Linked DNA regions of Homo sapiens: region 2 is linked to region 1. A link is a loop called in an ENCODE intact Hi-C map of the cell type or tissue named here. Cell type or tissue: CD4-positive, alpha-beta T cell. All regions are shown on one strand. Each heading gives the region's core, and the rest is flanking DNA. Links, peaks and the distances in the headings are about the cores only.

Evidence for each region. Peaks named below come from ENCODE experiments on the same cell type or tissue, not always from the same donor. Only the 100,000 strongest peaks of a DNase experiment are listed, where the experiment ranks them.
Region 2: it touches region 1 in a loop (6-fold over the local background); 3 of 110 quality-filtered maps call a loop at or near these places.

The regions. Positions count from the first base shown.
Region 1 is chr14:99,967,328-99,975,639 of GRCh38, reverse strand. It overlaps a transcript of EVL not described here and the pseudogene RPS2P3. Among named protein-coding and RNA genes, the nearest start is that of EVL, 94 kb to the left of the region's middle. RefSeq lists silencers at 4,047-4,126, 4,267-4,316, 6,674-6,968 and an enhancer at 7,026-7,635. In CD4-positive, alpha-beta T cell, for the core only: no CTCF peak of the experiment used is centred there; DNase peaks (open chromatin) are centred at 3,199 and 4,149; H3K4me3 peaks cover 1,822 bases; H3K27me3 peaks cover 116 bases.
Region 2 is chr14:99,606,183-99,613,383 of GRCh38, reverse strand. It overlaps a transcript of HHIPL1 not described here. Among named protein-coding and RNA genes, the nearest start is that of CCDC85C, 5.6 kb to the right of the region's middle. RefSeq lists an enhancer at 6,618-6,912. In CD4-positive, alpha-beta T cell, for the core only: a CTCF peak has its summit at 3,744; no DNase peak of the experiment used is centred there.

The DNA.
Region 1 (8,312 bases), core at 1,716-6,715:
GGATCCAGATTGTGCACTCCTTATGAGAAGCTAATCCCTGATGATCTGAGGTGGAACAGTTTTATCTGGAAACTACCCCCCTAACCCCCCAAGGAAAAATTTTCTTCCATAAAACCAGTCCCTGGTGCCAAAAAAGTTGTGAACTGCTGGTCTCACATATATCACTGTAGCCCTAGAAGGAAAGGTAAGAGAAAATGGGGCAGAAGAAATAACTGAAGTACTTATGGCTGATGATTTCCAAAACCAATGGAAGACATGAAGCCACAAATTCAAGAATCCCTAAAAACTCTAATTATAAATAAAAAGAAATCCATACTAGGGACAGTATAGAAAAATTGCTGAAAACCAAAGACAGAACTTTAAAAACAGCCAGAGAAAAAGACTACTTTCAAAGGAACAAGAGACTGACAAGTGACTTCTCAACAGAAACTAAGTCATAGATAATGAAATAGCTTTAAAATGCTAAAAGAGTTCTCCAAGAAAACACCAAATGGCGAATGAGACCAGTGCAGTGGGAGGGCCTAGAGGCCCCAAAATGGGAAGCCACAGCAGTGGCATCCAGGGCTAAGGCTGGGGCCACGGAGCTGGTGGTGGCAAGGCCAAGGCCAAGGCCAAGGCCAAGGAGTAGGTCCCCATCATCAAACTGGGCAGCATAGTCAAGGACATGAAGATTAAGTCCCTGAAGCTCTATCTCCTCTCCCTGCCCATCAAGGAGGCTGAGATCATCGACTTTTTCCTGGGGGCAACCCTCACGAATGAGTTTAAGATTATGCCAGTAAAAATGGAGACTTGCACTGGCCAGTGGTCCAGATTCAAGGCACTTGTTGCCATTGGGGACTAAAATATCCATGTCGGTCTGGGTGTTAAATGCTCCAAGACGGTACCTACTACCATCCAAGGAGTCATCATCTTTGTCAAGCTCTCCACTGTCCCGGTGCAGAGAGGCATCTCAGGAGACAACACTGGCAAGCCCCACGGCATTCCTTGCAAGGTGACAGACCACTGCAACTCTGTGCTGGTACACCTCATCTCTACACACAGAGACAATGGTTTCATCTTGATCTCTGTGCCCAAAAAGCTGTTGATGATGGCTGGCATTAAGGACTGCCACACCTCAGTCAGGGGCTGCACTGCCACCCTGGGCAACTTCACCAAGGCCACTGTTAATGTCATCTCAAAGACCTACAGCTATCTGATCCCCAAGCTCTGGAAGGAGACCATATTCACCAAGTCTACCTATTAGGAAACTAGGAATTCACTGACCAGAGTCTCCACTGCAGAGAACCCAGGCTCCAGCTATGGCTATTATACAATGCAGGATTTTTATACAAGAAAAATAAAGTGAATTAAATTTTTAAAATGCTAAAAGAAATCAATGGCAAACCAAGAGTTCTATAAAACTAATAAAAAGACACTTCACAAATGGAAAAAAGTTCTAAAATTAGATGTGGTAATGGTTGTATAACTGAATATTCTAAAAACCACTAAACCATAGGCTTTAAATGGGTACATTTTACTGTGTGAATTATATCTCAATAAAACTTACAAAAAAGAAAACAATGAAGAATAAATAATGATGTTTTTCGACAAACACTAAGAATTTGTTGCCAGACCTGCACTAAAGAATACTGAAGAGTATTCTTCAGGCAGAAAGAAAATAACTCCAAAGCGAAGACTGGAAGATGACAAAGGTGGTACAACAGAGTTATGGGGAAAAGATTATCTTTTTAATAAATGGTGCTGAAAAAAATGGTGTTAAGTAAAAATAAAATTTAACCCCTTTTTCACATTATGTCACACAAAAATGAATTTCTGGTGAACCATATATCTTAATGTAAAAGGGAAAACACATGTAAGCTTTCTAATATTTTACAGGAAACTATTTTCGGTGGCTCATGCCTGTAATCCCAGCAGTTTGGGAGGCCAAGGCGGGTTGATCACCTGAGGTCAGGAGTTCGAGACCCGCCTGGCCAACATGGTGAAACCCCGTCTCTACTAAAAATACAAAAATCAGCCAGGTGTGGTGGTACGTACCTGTAATCCCAGCTACTCGGGAAGCTGAGACAGCAGAATCGCTTGAACCCAGGAGGCAGAGGTTGCAGTGAGCCGAGATCGCACCACTGCACTCCAGCCTGGGCAACAGAGCGAGACTCCGTCTCAAAACAAACAAACAAAAACCCAAGAGAAATGTGGGCAAGATATCTGAACAGGCACTCCAGAAAACTATACCAAATAAAAATAAAAAGATGTTCAGCCTCATCAGTCAACAGGAAACTGCAGATTAAAACCACAATGGGATATCATTTCATAATCACCAGAATGGTTAAAATTTAAGACTGACAATACCAAGTGTTGAGAAGGAGGTGAAGCAACAAGAACTCTCACACATTTTTTGGTAAGAATGTCAGCTCGTAGAACCACTTTGGCAACTTGGTGTTTACCGCTAATGCTAAAGATATGCTTATCTTTTGACCTAAAAATTCTACTAGATATCTACCCAATCGAAATGAATGCACCAGGAGATACACAACAATATCCATAACAGCATTATTAATAGCCAACAAAGCTAGAAACAACTAAAATGTCTAGTAACAGTAGAATGCGTACACTGTGGTATATTCTTACAACAGAATACTATAGACCAATAAAAATGAACAAATAACGATTACAACGGAATGGATCTCGAAAACATCTTGAAAAACACCAGACACAAAAGAATACTGTATTATTTCATTGTCATAAATAATACAAAACAGGCAAAACGAAACTATAGTTACAAACTACAGTTTTTACGAGATACGTGTTCAGAAAGCAAAATTACAAATGGAAAAAAAAAAAGTGATTACCCCAAAAAAGTCACGACAGGATCTGGAGAGGAAGGGAGGGTTTAGCGACTGGGAGAGGGCACCGGGCTTCTGGCAGAAGCAAGGTTTTATTTCTTGGCCTGATAATCAGCAGGCTCCCGAGCTGGGTGATACATCAACGAGCGGTACATTTGGGGGCCTTGCACTTTACTGGCGTGCAAGAAGAAAAAAAAGGGGGGTTGAGAATTAGGAGACGAAGGGGTTGACGGGCTCCAAGTCGAGGGGAAACTACACCTGTAAAAGCCCAAACGCGGCTCTGGGCGCTGGCAGGGGGAGGCTTCGGCAACGCCTGGGGGCTTCAGGCCAGCCTCCTCCGGGCTGGAAGGCACCGCACAGGGGCTTCCGCCAACTTCGGTCCTCGCGCGGTCGGGACACGGCCACACCTGCCCGCGGGGGTCTGCCTCCCAGGCCGCCGCAGGCCCCCCGGAGCCTAAGAGGACCCCACAAGCAGCCAAAGCCAGCGCCGCCTGCCCCTTGCAGAACACTGCCCCCCACAAGCCCTGCAGACCCTCCCGGCTCTCCAGACGCCCCCACGGCTCTCGCGAAGCCATTCCCGCGCTCTGAATGCCCCCGAATCTCTGCAGAGCCCCCGCGGTTCTCTGGAAGCCCCCGCGCCCGTGGAGCCCCCCTCCCGCCCTCGGGGGCACCGCGGGCCCCCAGCCCAGCCCCTCCGACGCTGGCCGCTGCCACCTCCCACGAGGCGCCGGCCCCGACTCACCTCATTGTCGCTGCCGGGGACGGGCGCGCCGGGCCAGGGGCGACCCGGCGGCGGCGGCGGCGGCGGCGGGGCGCGGGACGCGGGCGCTAGCGGGGGAGCCGGCCCCGGGCGCGGCGGCTCCGCGTCTGACTGGGCTGCGGGGGGCAGCGGGGGCTCATCTTCTCCGGGTGGGCGTCGGGGCCGCTAGCTGCGGGGAAGGGCCGCGGCGGCGGCGACTGACAGCTGGGCCCCGGCCCCTGCCATCTTGGCGGGCGCGTGCCCGGGCCGGCGTGTGCGCGGGCGCGTGCCTGGGGGCCGCCGCCGGGGGATGGGGGGGCGGGGGGCGAGCCGGCTGGGGTCCGGGCGGCGGGAACGCGTGCGCGTCCGCCTGAGACTCGGGGCGGCGGCCCCTGGCGAGTGCGCGGGCGGCTCCGAGTCCTCGAGGGAGAGGCGCGCGGGCGCGCGGGCTAGTCTCAGCACAGCAGCCAAGAGCTAGGGTACGCGCGTTGCTGTTCGCCCCACCGCCCTCCGAGGGGACTGCGCGCGCGTGCGCCCCTCCGCCCGCGGCCGCTGAGGTGAATGAGCGCGCGCGGCGGTCAAAGCCCGACACAAAAGGCGCGGGGCCCCACCGTCCGCGCCTCCGGGAGCGCTGAGCTTGAGGCTGCGAGGGGCGGGGCGGACGAGAGTGGCGGGGCTGAGGGGCGGGGCTTTGAGGGAAGCGCGAGGGGCGTGGCCGGGGTGGGGGCGGGGCGCCGGGCGGGCACGTGGCGCGGTGCGCTCCCTCCCGGCGCGGACGCTCCTCCAGTCCCCGCCTGACCCCAGAGCTCACAGAGGCCACCGGGGGAGCCAGGGTCCGTGCTCGATGGCCCCATGATTCCCATCACCTGGCCCTGCTGAGCACCCTGCCCGCTCGGACTCGGGGCATCCCTGATCCGAGGGCCGTCGAGGTCACCGGCGACTGATTCCCTCTCTTTGTACATAAGGAGCCGTGGCGGGGCCGGAGAGTTGCAGCTTTGGGGCGATATCAGTATTCGAAGTATCTCCCCCAGCTCAACAAGAGCCCACACGGGTCCCCAGAACCACAGCCTGTGAAAAATCACATTTACCGTACACAGCGTCAAGTAGTTCGTCCAGGTTGTCTCTGGTTTTTAAATCCCCATCTTTCCTAAAGGTTAGTGAATCTCACTGGTGGCTGGAAACCCCAGATCCTCCAGGGTCTCACTCCCCGTGTGTAAGAAGACACAGTTCCGGCCCGGCGTAGTGCCTCACGCCTGTAATCCCAGCACTTTGGGAGGCTGAGGCGGGTGGATCACCTGAGGTCAGAAGTTCGAGACCAGCCTGACCAACATGGTGAAACCCTGTCTTTACTAAATACAAAAAGTTAGCCCGGCGTGGTGGCACGCACTTTTAATCCCAGCTACTTGGGAGGCTGCAGAAGGAGAATCGCTTGAACCCAGGAGGCAGGGGTTGCAGCGAGCCGAGATCTTGCATTCCAGCCTGGGAGACAGAGTGAGACTCTGTCTCAAAAAAAAAAAAAAAAGAAGACAAAGTTCCTCATGCATTACCAGTATGGGCACTATTGCCTCCCTTCCCCGTGTCACAGAACGTTAATAGCTACCTTTTGAAAAACGGTCTGAACAAGAGCATTTAAGGCGTTTGTCAGCGTCTGGCAGTTAGGAGGGCAATGAAGGGTCGCTATTTTCCTCCTGTCCAGGATTGAGGAGAGGCTGTGTGTGTTAAGCAGTTTTGTCCAAGATATAGTAAATGGTGGAGCCAAGTCTCAAGCAGCGTTTTTCTGACTCGGAATCCCAGTGCCCATGCGTTCTAGTTTGCTGGGGTTGAACATCAGTGTCATGGGCTGCAGTTTGGGTCTCTATGTGCTTCTCTCTCTCCCTGTCTCCTTGTACCTCCCTCACCGTGTACAGGTATTTAGAGTTCCCTAGCGATTGGTTGTAGCACCTCCACTTTCCTTCCTGTATTTGTTTAAGCCCAGAGTTGTCAAACCTGAAAGGGTACCATGATCTCCTACAGCCCTGGTAGCAGCCCCTGAGGGTGGTACCCTCTCATAACCTCATTTGTCCCTCTCTTCACAAGTTCAAGAGTGGTCTCTTTGCTACAGGAGAGTCTTGTTGCATCCTAAAATTTACTAAAATGCACAAGCCTCAGGTCACCTGGGGACATTCCAGCTGTGCTATGGAAAGGCAAGGTTAACCCCTGGTCACTGCCTATCAAAGTCCTGTGCTGAGACCTTGGGATACAGGCCTGCTTGTTTGCAGCCTGGTTTATTGATGCTCTTTCAGCATGTGGCCCACTCTGATCTCCAGATCAGGTATTTTCCCTGCTGCCCTGAAGTCTGACAAGTTGTTACCGTCTTGCTCCTGGAGAGGTTGTTTCTTGCAGCTGATGTTTGTTCATCAGAGGGCTTCATGAGCTGCAGGAGGAGCTGAGAGACGACAGATTGGGACCACTCACATCCTATCCTGTGCCCTGCTTCCACCTGAGTGGGCATTGGTCTTTGTCTGACAGACCCTGGGATGCTTGGGGAGTCAGAGGCTCCTTGTGTTAATCCTCCAGCTCACACCTCTCTGACCTCCATTCCTCCTCTGGCAGGTGGGAATCCTAAAGCCCATCTGGCAGGTGCTGCTGAGGCTCAGATGAGATGCCGATGTCCACACAAAGTAGATCCCGAGAAAGGCCTTTTCTGCCCTTCTTCAGTACCCTCCCCCTCGCCTCCCCTCCCCTCTTCCTTAACGAAACATAATTTGAAACCACAGTCTATTTGGCACGTTTTGCATTTTCTGAACAAAGGCTTTATTCCTTAAAAGTACATGAATTCATGTTTTCCATTCTTCTGATAAAAAGAAAATTAACATTTGGACATGTGGCTCCCCCGAATGACTTATTTCTGGAGGTCACCAGTCCTAGGATTTGGAAAGTTTCCTTGCCAGAGTCAGTGATTTCATGACATCTGATGTGTGTGGGTGCAGGACACTCAGCCAGGCTGACGACCCATGCCTCCAAGCGCTCCTGGGCTGGAATTTCCATTTGTAAGGGAGGCAGGAAAGATGATTTTGGCTGTTTGTTGGGTTCAGGATAGTCACAGAGTCACAGATAACAGAGCTAGCAAGTCTTCAAAGGGCATCTCATCCAACCTACTTGTCCAGAGGGTGATGAAACTGAGGCCCCAGGAGGTCACACAGGTGACTGGAATAAGAGCCAAATGAGCATGTATTTCTGCAGACTCCAAGGCCTTGGACTGCCTGCCCAGTTCTTGAAGTTTTTCCAGCCCTGGGGTCACTGCTGAGGAGCCAGCTCCATGGACCATCTTCTCCATTGCTTAGTGTTTGCCAAAACGAAACTCACCACAAATAATGGAAAGAAACACAGTTGCTTTCGATGATTCACCAATGAGACCATGTCTGGTTCACATTAACCAGCATAAGTGAGTTACAAATGCATGCCAGAATCCAAAGTAAAGCACGCTTAGACAACCACAGATGTCTCAGGGGTTTGGGGGACCACCTGTGACCCTGTACCCCTTTTTCATTCACACCATTAATTTCATTGCCCAACTCAGTTATTACCAGCAGTTGTTTTCCTTAAACACAGCATGGCTAGTTTTCCTTCATTCATCCATTCGTTTAATGTGCCTTGCGCTCCTCGGCACGTGTCTGCCTCCTCTCCTGCCCTGCTCACTGCCTCAGCCTGCCTGGCAAATCATCTTCAATCCTGCTATGTGTCAGGTCTCTCCTGGACCGCTCAGCACCACCCTCCCCCACCACAGGCTGCAGGCTCCTTCTCTACACTGTTTCGGGGTCACACGCCTGCCCTCCTGCATCGGGATTGTCTTCTTACTTGCAGGCTCCCCAACTAGGCTGTGAACTTCATGAGACCAGCAAGCGAGTCTCATTCCTCTTTGTGCTGCCAGCCTCTCCAGCCCTGTGGGCTTGTGACAGTGCAGAATTGAAGGAATCCTGCGTGAGCGCCGCCATTCCAACCCAAGCAGTGCCCTGGGAGGGTCAGAGACCACTAGCCTGTGTGCGCGGGCATTTTTGGCAACTACGGCTCCTGCTTGTGTTCTATCTGGCAGGAAATAGAAATTACTTCTGGTCCATTTTGGCTTCCACACCTTGAAGATGGCCTGTGGGTCAAAGCTGGAGCTTTTTTTTTTTTGGTTCTAGCAATTCTGGTGCCTCAGCCTCCCGCCACCATGCCCACTCAGCTTAATTTTTTTATTTTTAGCAGAGATGGGGGTTCGCCATGTTGGCCAGGCTGGTCTTGAACTCCTGACCTCAGGTGATCCACCCACCTTGGCCTCCCACAGTGCTGCGATTACAGGTGTGCGCCACCGTGCCCGGCCTGGAGCTTATTTTAATTTCACCTCTCTCGGGCTCCCCCACTCAAAAGTGATTTCCCTAAGATCATGTTTTACTGGCTTTGAAGGCAGGAGGGGTGACTCTGGGATGAGGGCCCTATAGTCATACCGGGGAGCACTCCAGCCTTCTGCTGGGGTGACTTAGAGATCTGGACCCATCAATAAGAAGCGTGGCCAGACGGGGCTGGGGGAAAATCTTTGCTACCTGTCTTGTGGAGGGCAACTTCTTAGTGCCACTGTTTGCAAGGAGAAAGGAGGACCTAGTGTTACCGGTGGAGGGTGTCCAGGTTCTTCGCATCTTGAACAAAGAACTGGACAAAACACACAAACAAAGCAAGGAAAGAATGAAGCAATAAAAGCAGAGATTTATTGACAG
Region 2 (7,201 bases), core at 1,834-6,833, 360 kb after region 1:
ACTGCACTCCAGCCTGGGTGACAGAGTGAGACTCTGTCTAAAAAAAAATTAATTAAAAAAAACCACATGTATGGAGTTTCAAAAATAAAATTATAAGGCTTATTAAAAAAAAAAACTAAAAAACAAAAAGAAGTTTGTCACTGGGGAACAGTGGGCCTCCTGGTCTCGTTGTTATAGTTACTTGAGTCACCACTTCTCTCTGGCCAGCTGGGGCTCCTCAGACAACTTCATTTCAGGCCAGCCTCGCCCAGGGCAGGTCACGACAAGGCCTGGGGTGCAGGAGGAATTACTGTTACTGCTGTTGTTGTATCAAACAGGAGGGGGCTGGGAGGGCTGGGCCTGCAGCCAGCAGAAGCCACATTAACAATTAAGGTCTTTGCGACTTTCATTCCACCCTCACTGCATGAAATATTCAGGCACTGGAGGAGATTGGTCTCAGATCTCTGCAGTGGTCAGGGCAGGGTAGGGCCAGGTGGGGCGGCTTTGTGAGGTTGTAGACCTCAGGCCTAGGGCAGCACCCAAGGCCTGGGACGTGAGCCGTCCAGAGGCTGTGGGGGCTGGAGGTACCTGACCCAGAGGGTGCAGCTGCAGACTCCCCCAGGGCAACCCGGGGGCCAGGCACTGAGAGTCCCAGAGAAAAATGAAGCTTAATCCTCCAGGAGGGCACCACTGGGGAGGAGACAGAAACACCCCCATATCACGGGTGGGCCTGGGCCTCACCACTCCCAGCACAGTGGTGCAACAGTTACAGAAGTGCACAGCTGGGCTCAAAGAAAGACCATGTGTCTGGGGCCTGGAATCTGTCACTTGATGTAAACCCCGTAATTATAAGTAGCATAAATCATGTTACATTGTATTTGTGTACCTGTGAAAGCATCAATTTGATTAATACAAACACTTCAATTAAATCCCAAGTGAGTAAACCTGCTCTGCTGTTTCCTCTTCTTCTTCTGGGTTTTATTCCCAATACATGGGGCACCTCCAGTATGAAATTTGGCCTGGGCTTCTCTTGTGCTCTGAGAGCCCGATAAGCCTTGGCTCTGTGTCCCCACCCACATCTCACCTTGAATTGTAATAATCCCCACGTGTCAAGGGCGGGACCAGGTGGAGATAGTTGAATCATAAGGGCAGTTTCTCTCATCGTCAGTGAGTTCTCACAAGACCTGATGGTTTTCTAAGGGGCTCTCCCCATCGCTCGGCTCTCATTCTCTCTCCTGCCACCGTGATTGGTAAGTTTCCTGAGGCTTCCCTGGCCACGCGGAACTGTGAGTCAATCAAGCCTCTTTCCTTTGTAAATTACCCAGTGTTGGGTATTTCTTCATAGCAGGTGAGAATAAATTAATACAGAGCCTCAAGAAAGACAAAGCAGGTTAAAGAAAGTACAAGCATCTTTGCCCACCAGAGTGACAACCCTAGACATCACCGAGGATGGGCAAGGCACATCCCATATCCTTCTGGCAGGAGTAAGAATTAGCCCCAGCTCTTTGGAAAGCACTTTGGCACTGTCTAGCCAACCTGTGTGTACTGTGTGACCCTGACATTCTCTGTCTTGGTATAGATGTGAGCAAAGTTCATACTCATGTGCGTTGGGACACGCGTATAAGAAGGTCCACAGGGCATTGCTTATAGGAAAAAAAAAAAACAACCCAAAAACTAGGCTGGGCATGGTGGCTCCCACCTGAAATCCCAACACTTTAGGAGGCTGAGGCAGGAGGATCACTTGAGGCCAGAAGTTCAAGATCAGCCTGGGCAACATAGTGAGAACCAATCTTTCTTTAAAAAAAAAAAAAAAAAAAAAGGCCAGGCACGGTGGCTCACATTTTTAATCCCAGGATTTTGGGAGGCCAAGGTGGGTGGATCACCTGAGGTCAGGAGTTCGAGACCAGCCTGACCAACATGGTGAAACCCTGTCTTTACTAAAAATTACCTGGGCGTGGTGGTGGATGCCTGTAATCTCAGCTACTCAGAAGGCTGAGGCAGGGGAATCACTTGAACCCAGGAGGTGGAGGTTGCAGTGAGCCGAGATAGTGCTATTGCACTCCAGCCTGGGTGACAGAGTGAGACTCCATCTCAAAAAAAAAAAAAAAAAATTACAGGTGGTGAGAGCCTGTAGTCCAAGCTACTCAGGAGGCTGAGGCAGGAGGATCACTTGAGTGAGTCTGGGAGGTTAAGGCTGCAGTCAGCCATGACTGAACCATTGCACTCTGGCCTGGGTGACAGAGTCTCAAATGAACAAACAAACAAAACTAGAAACAAATGTCTTCAACAGGAGAAAAGTAAAGGTAATATATGCATGCAATGGATCTAAGATAGCAGTAGTTCTTAGCCAAGGGCAATTCGGCAATGTATGAAAATATTTTTAGTTTTTAAAGTGGGGGACAGGGGTACTACTTCCGTCAAATGGGTGGAGGCCAGGGTTGCTGGTGAATGTCCTACAATGCACACAGTAGCCCCTCACAACCACGCTGAGGTTGAGTAACCTTGCTATATGGCTATGAAAATGAATGAACTACAGCTACATGTACCAACATAATGAGGGCAGAAGCACGCTGCAAATGAACACATGAAGGACCATGCCATGAAAGAGTTCAAAAGCATGCAAAATCAAACACTATTTTTTTTTGAGGTGGAGTCTTGCTCTGTTGTCTAGGCTAGAGTGCAGTGGCATGATCTCTGCTCACTGCAACCTCTGCCTCCCGGGTTCAAGCGATTCTCCTGCCTCAGCCTCCTGAATAGCTAGGATTACAGGCACCTGCCACCACACCTGGCTAATTTTTGTATTTTCACTGGAGATGGGGGTTTTGTCATGTTAGCCAGGCTGGTCTCGAACTCCGGGCCTCAAGTGATCCACCTGCCTTGGCCTCCCAAAGTGCTGGGATTACAGGTGTGAGCCACCGTGCCTGGTCTAAACACTATCTTATAAGGGAGAAATATGGTAAGCTGAAAGCACAGGAATAACCAACACAACACTGAGATTCCCAGATACCCTTGGGTCGGGGAAGGCTGGGACCTGTGACCAGGAGGGGCTGCAGGAGCATCAAAAGCAGAAGTGGTAATACTTTAGTCTGGGTGGTGGGCTCCCAGGCATATGCTTCTCAGTGTTCTTTGTAATATGAACCAGTTCACCATAAGAATAATATTAAGTGCATTGAGGCAATAGCCAGCTCTGCAAAGAACTCCCCTGACTCAGTTTCCCCAGTATGTTGAGCCTCCCTCTTGTCTTGTTCCATCAGGCGATGGTGTGAGGAGATGTCAGCAGCTAAAGGGGCAGGCGGAGAATTTCCATGGCTCTGGCTGGGAAGTCATGGAAAGGGAGGGGTCAGATGCTGACAGCCCCCATCAATCTCTTTATTTCCATCACACTTGGCTCTGGCTCTGGCCTGCCTGGCCTCAAAGCCTTCTCACTGTCTGCTAGTCTCAGTGATCTCCCCTCAAACCTCCTGTTGAGTGCTTTCTAATCACACACAAGTCTGGCCAGATCTCTCCTCTGCTCTAAGCCTTTCTGTGGCTCCCCACTGCCATCAGGTTATACTTGAGGCTTTTTGTCAACATGTGAGGCCCTTTGGGCTTCAGCTGCACCCTTGCCTTGCAACATCAGCGGTTCTAGGCAGCCGTCCTGTGCAGTGCGGACTTCCTGAGCTCCAGAAAGGTGCCTGGCACGATGGTTAACAGTGGGGATGAAGGAACCCATCCTCCCCTAGCCCTCTCACTGCTGCCCCTGGCGGTCCAGCATGTAGGGAAACTGGCAGTCCCAGCTTCATGCGGTTTCCCCACCTATAAATGTGGGAGTTGAGACACATGACCTCGGAACTCTGTGTTCTTGAGGATCCCCATATTCTGGGCTGGCCCCACCCCAAAAGGAAGAAGGTGGCAGCCCAGGGCCATACCCAGAATCCTTTGTAGCCCAGTCTGCCAGGGGCAAGCATGGGGTTTCCTGGACAATCCTTGTTTCACTGGACCTCAGTGTTTGCCTCTGGAAAATGGGTAGAAATATCCTCATGGGAAGATAGTCCTGGTGCAGAGGATGGGAAAGGAAGCGTGGCTCCCCTCCCCAGAGCTTTGCAAGAGCTCTGCCAAGTGCTTAACACTAGCTCTGTCAGGGAGGGCTTGGATGAGAATACTGGGGCTCTGAGAGGACAAGGGACTGGTCTAGGGTCACCCACCCAGACAGTGATAGAGTTGCAGGGAGACTGAGCTAATGACATGCAGTGTTCTATCAGTAGAAATAGCTGGAGAGCTCTGACCACAGGTGCCATCCAGAGGCGTCAGAGCCACTGAGGCTTGGTCACAACATGGAAAAGCCTGAAGCAGGAGGAAGTGGGTGGTGAACATGGGTCCAGGCACCTTGCAGACACTCAGCATCACAGAACCAGAGTCACAGCAGAAGAGACATCGCAGAGCATCCACCCCATTCCTCCTTCTTGAGAAGGGAAACTGAGGTGTGGGAGACAGTAGTCTATGGGGTCAGATACACTCTGGAGCTCAGATGGTCCTGGGTTCAAATCCTGGTTCAGCCACTTGCTAGCCATGTGACCTTGGGCAAGTGACTTAACCTGTGTGAGCCTCAGTTTCTTACTCTGTAAAATGGGAACAGAGGGTTCTTACCGCATCAGTGAGGAGTCAGTGAGACAATCTATGTGGAACTCTAGCACAGTGCTGGGTACCTAGAAAGTGCCCAGTCAACATTGTCCATATTAGTAACACTTAACCACTTTTCAGTGGACCCTGACTTCTTGCTGCTGGTAGCCTTTCAGGATGATACCTCATAGTCTGGCCCAGACCTGGTCAGCCACCATTGCCTCACTGTCCTGAAGAAGATTCAGCTACCACCAAACACTTTGTTGGCCATACCAGAGTCCTTGGGTGTCCACAAGCCTCTGAACACTGCCTGTAAGTTCACGCCCAATGAGCTGAGCTTCTTGGAGGCAAACAACCAGCCAATAAGAACCCATGTTCAATCCTCGAAGGGCTAATGACACCTCCTCATAGGTTTATTATAACCCTCAAAAGAGGACAGGTTAGAATCATTGGCATATACTGAGTCTAGGATAAGCGGCAGGTGGTGTTGGTTATTGTCATTGTCATTGCCATTATTATTAGATATCAGAGCTCCCAGGGAAAGGGTCCAGCTTCCTTCTGAGGCTTACAAAGCCCTCCTCTGCCCAGCTCCATCGCTCAACCTCTTCCCGACTTTCCCCACCCTGCTGTTCCCTTCTGTATACCCCAGCTGCAAGGTGTAATAGTGTCTCTCCACACCCCTCGCCTGCTCACCTCTGGGCCTTTGCTTGTACTGCTTCCTCCACCTGGAGCCTCCTCCCCACTCCACAAGACGACAAACTCCTTCAAGATTCACCTCCTCTAGGAAGCCACTCCCAGTGCCTGAGCATGCTCCCACAATGATGTGTTCTGCCCATTCTCATTTGCAGTACTTACCACAATGCATTGCAATGTGTATATATATATTCCCATTTAAATGTGTTTGTGTATAAATGCATATATACTCATAGATTTCCTCTATGTTCAGTGAGCTAATGAATGAAAGTGACCTTGGGCCAGGCATCTCCCTTCTGGGGCTCTGTTTTTCCTCACCTTCAAAATGAAGCCTCAGACTCAATCTGTCACGTACTGAGAGGTTTGACATTCACTCAGCAAACACCAAATGGTACTGCCTCTGGGGTTGGAGCTCACAGCCCCAACCATAGAGAAGAGTAAGAAAGTCCATTCCCCCTGAAAGTGAGGGGCACACTCTGCTTGTCACCAGCTTGTACCAGTACTCCCCCCACAGGCCCTAGGTTTTGGAGTATTTTGTCTACCATGTATTAGCATCTACCGTGTGTTAGCGTACCGGTTCTCAGCCCCTGCTGGCTCTCACAAATGTGTGTGGCTCTAAATGAACACACACATCCTGGGAGAGTCTTTAAAAAAAGGGGGGTAGAATGTTGGTGGGGCACCTTTATTTTGAAAAGACTCACAGCTACTTTCCCTGGGCACCTACAGTATGACTGTTAGTGCACCATGATTTGGTTTCACTGTTTTCATAACAAAGCAGAGTTGTCATGACCAAGGGGCTTAAGAAGCAAAGTCACTGAGGCAGGAGAATTGGATTGCTTGAGCACAGGAGTTTGAGACCAGCCTGGGAAACACAGTGAGACTCTGTCTCTATGGGGGAAAAAAGAAAAGAAAAGAAAATAGCCAGGCATGGTGGTGCCTGTGGTCCCAGCTACTCAGGAGGCTGAGGTGGGAGGATCTCTTGAGCCCGGAGGTTGAGGCTGCACTGAGCCAAGATCATGCCACTGCACTCCAGCCTGGGAGACAGAGTGAGACCCTGTCTTAGCCAAAAAAAAAAAAAAAAAAAAAAAAAAGGCAAAGTCACGTTGACATTTTGGGATCCTGGTTCTGTTGGGCTGTGAGTACTCCAGGGGGCATGGCACCTACTGCTGGACCCTGCGATATGGGCCCTCCGGGAGGGGGCTCTGGCCTGGGGAGTCCCTTTTCCTTCAGGACGCTGTTTCAGCCCTGGGCCCTCTCACCTCCTCTGGTCCTGTCCTGTTCTGCCCAAGCATTCCCAGCCCTGGTGTGGGGAGCAGAGAGACCCTCCCTCAAACCACCCAGTACCACCACCACTAGCACCTTGTCTTTGTTCTACCCTGAGGATGTGAGCAAAGCTATCAAGACTCCACAGAGGAACTCTTGGTCCTTGGTCCACACAGCCTGTAGATGACGCAAACAAACCCCACCTAGATAGAGGCTTCACTTTCTTCTTGGAAGTTCAGCGGAAGCTGCCAGCTCTGGAGGATCAGGGGGCAGAGATAACAGGCCCCAGGAACCACCAGGAGCCATGCACGAACGGGGAGGGGGTTCTCACAAAGCACAGTGCTGTCTCAGCAACTTCCCTGGTGAGCTGGTGGGTTTTTCCTATGGTGTATCCAACGTTTACGCTTCGATCTCCAGGGAGCAACTCTGTGCACAGGCTTCATTCTGCAGGGAGCCTGCAAGGAGCTCCTTGAAGTTAATATGGCTTCCTGGGGGTTGAGACAGACCTGCAGCTCCCCCAGGCAGAAGCTGAAAGCCCCTCCCTCTCTAAACCCAAACTGAGCTGTGCTGGACCAGCAGAGCAGTGCCTCAGAGGGGAGGATGTCCCCTCCCCTCAGGAGCTGGTTCTCTTGGGCAGGGCCTGGGAGACCCTCAGCATCCCTGGGGT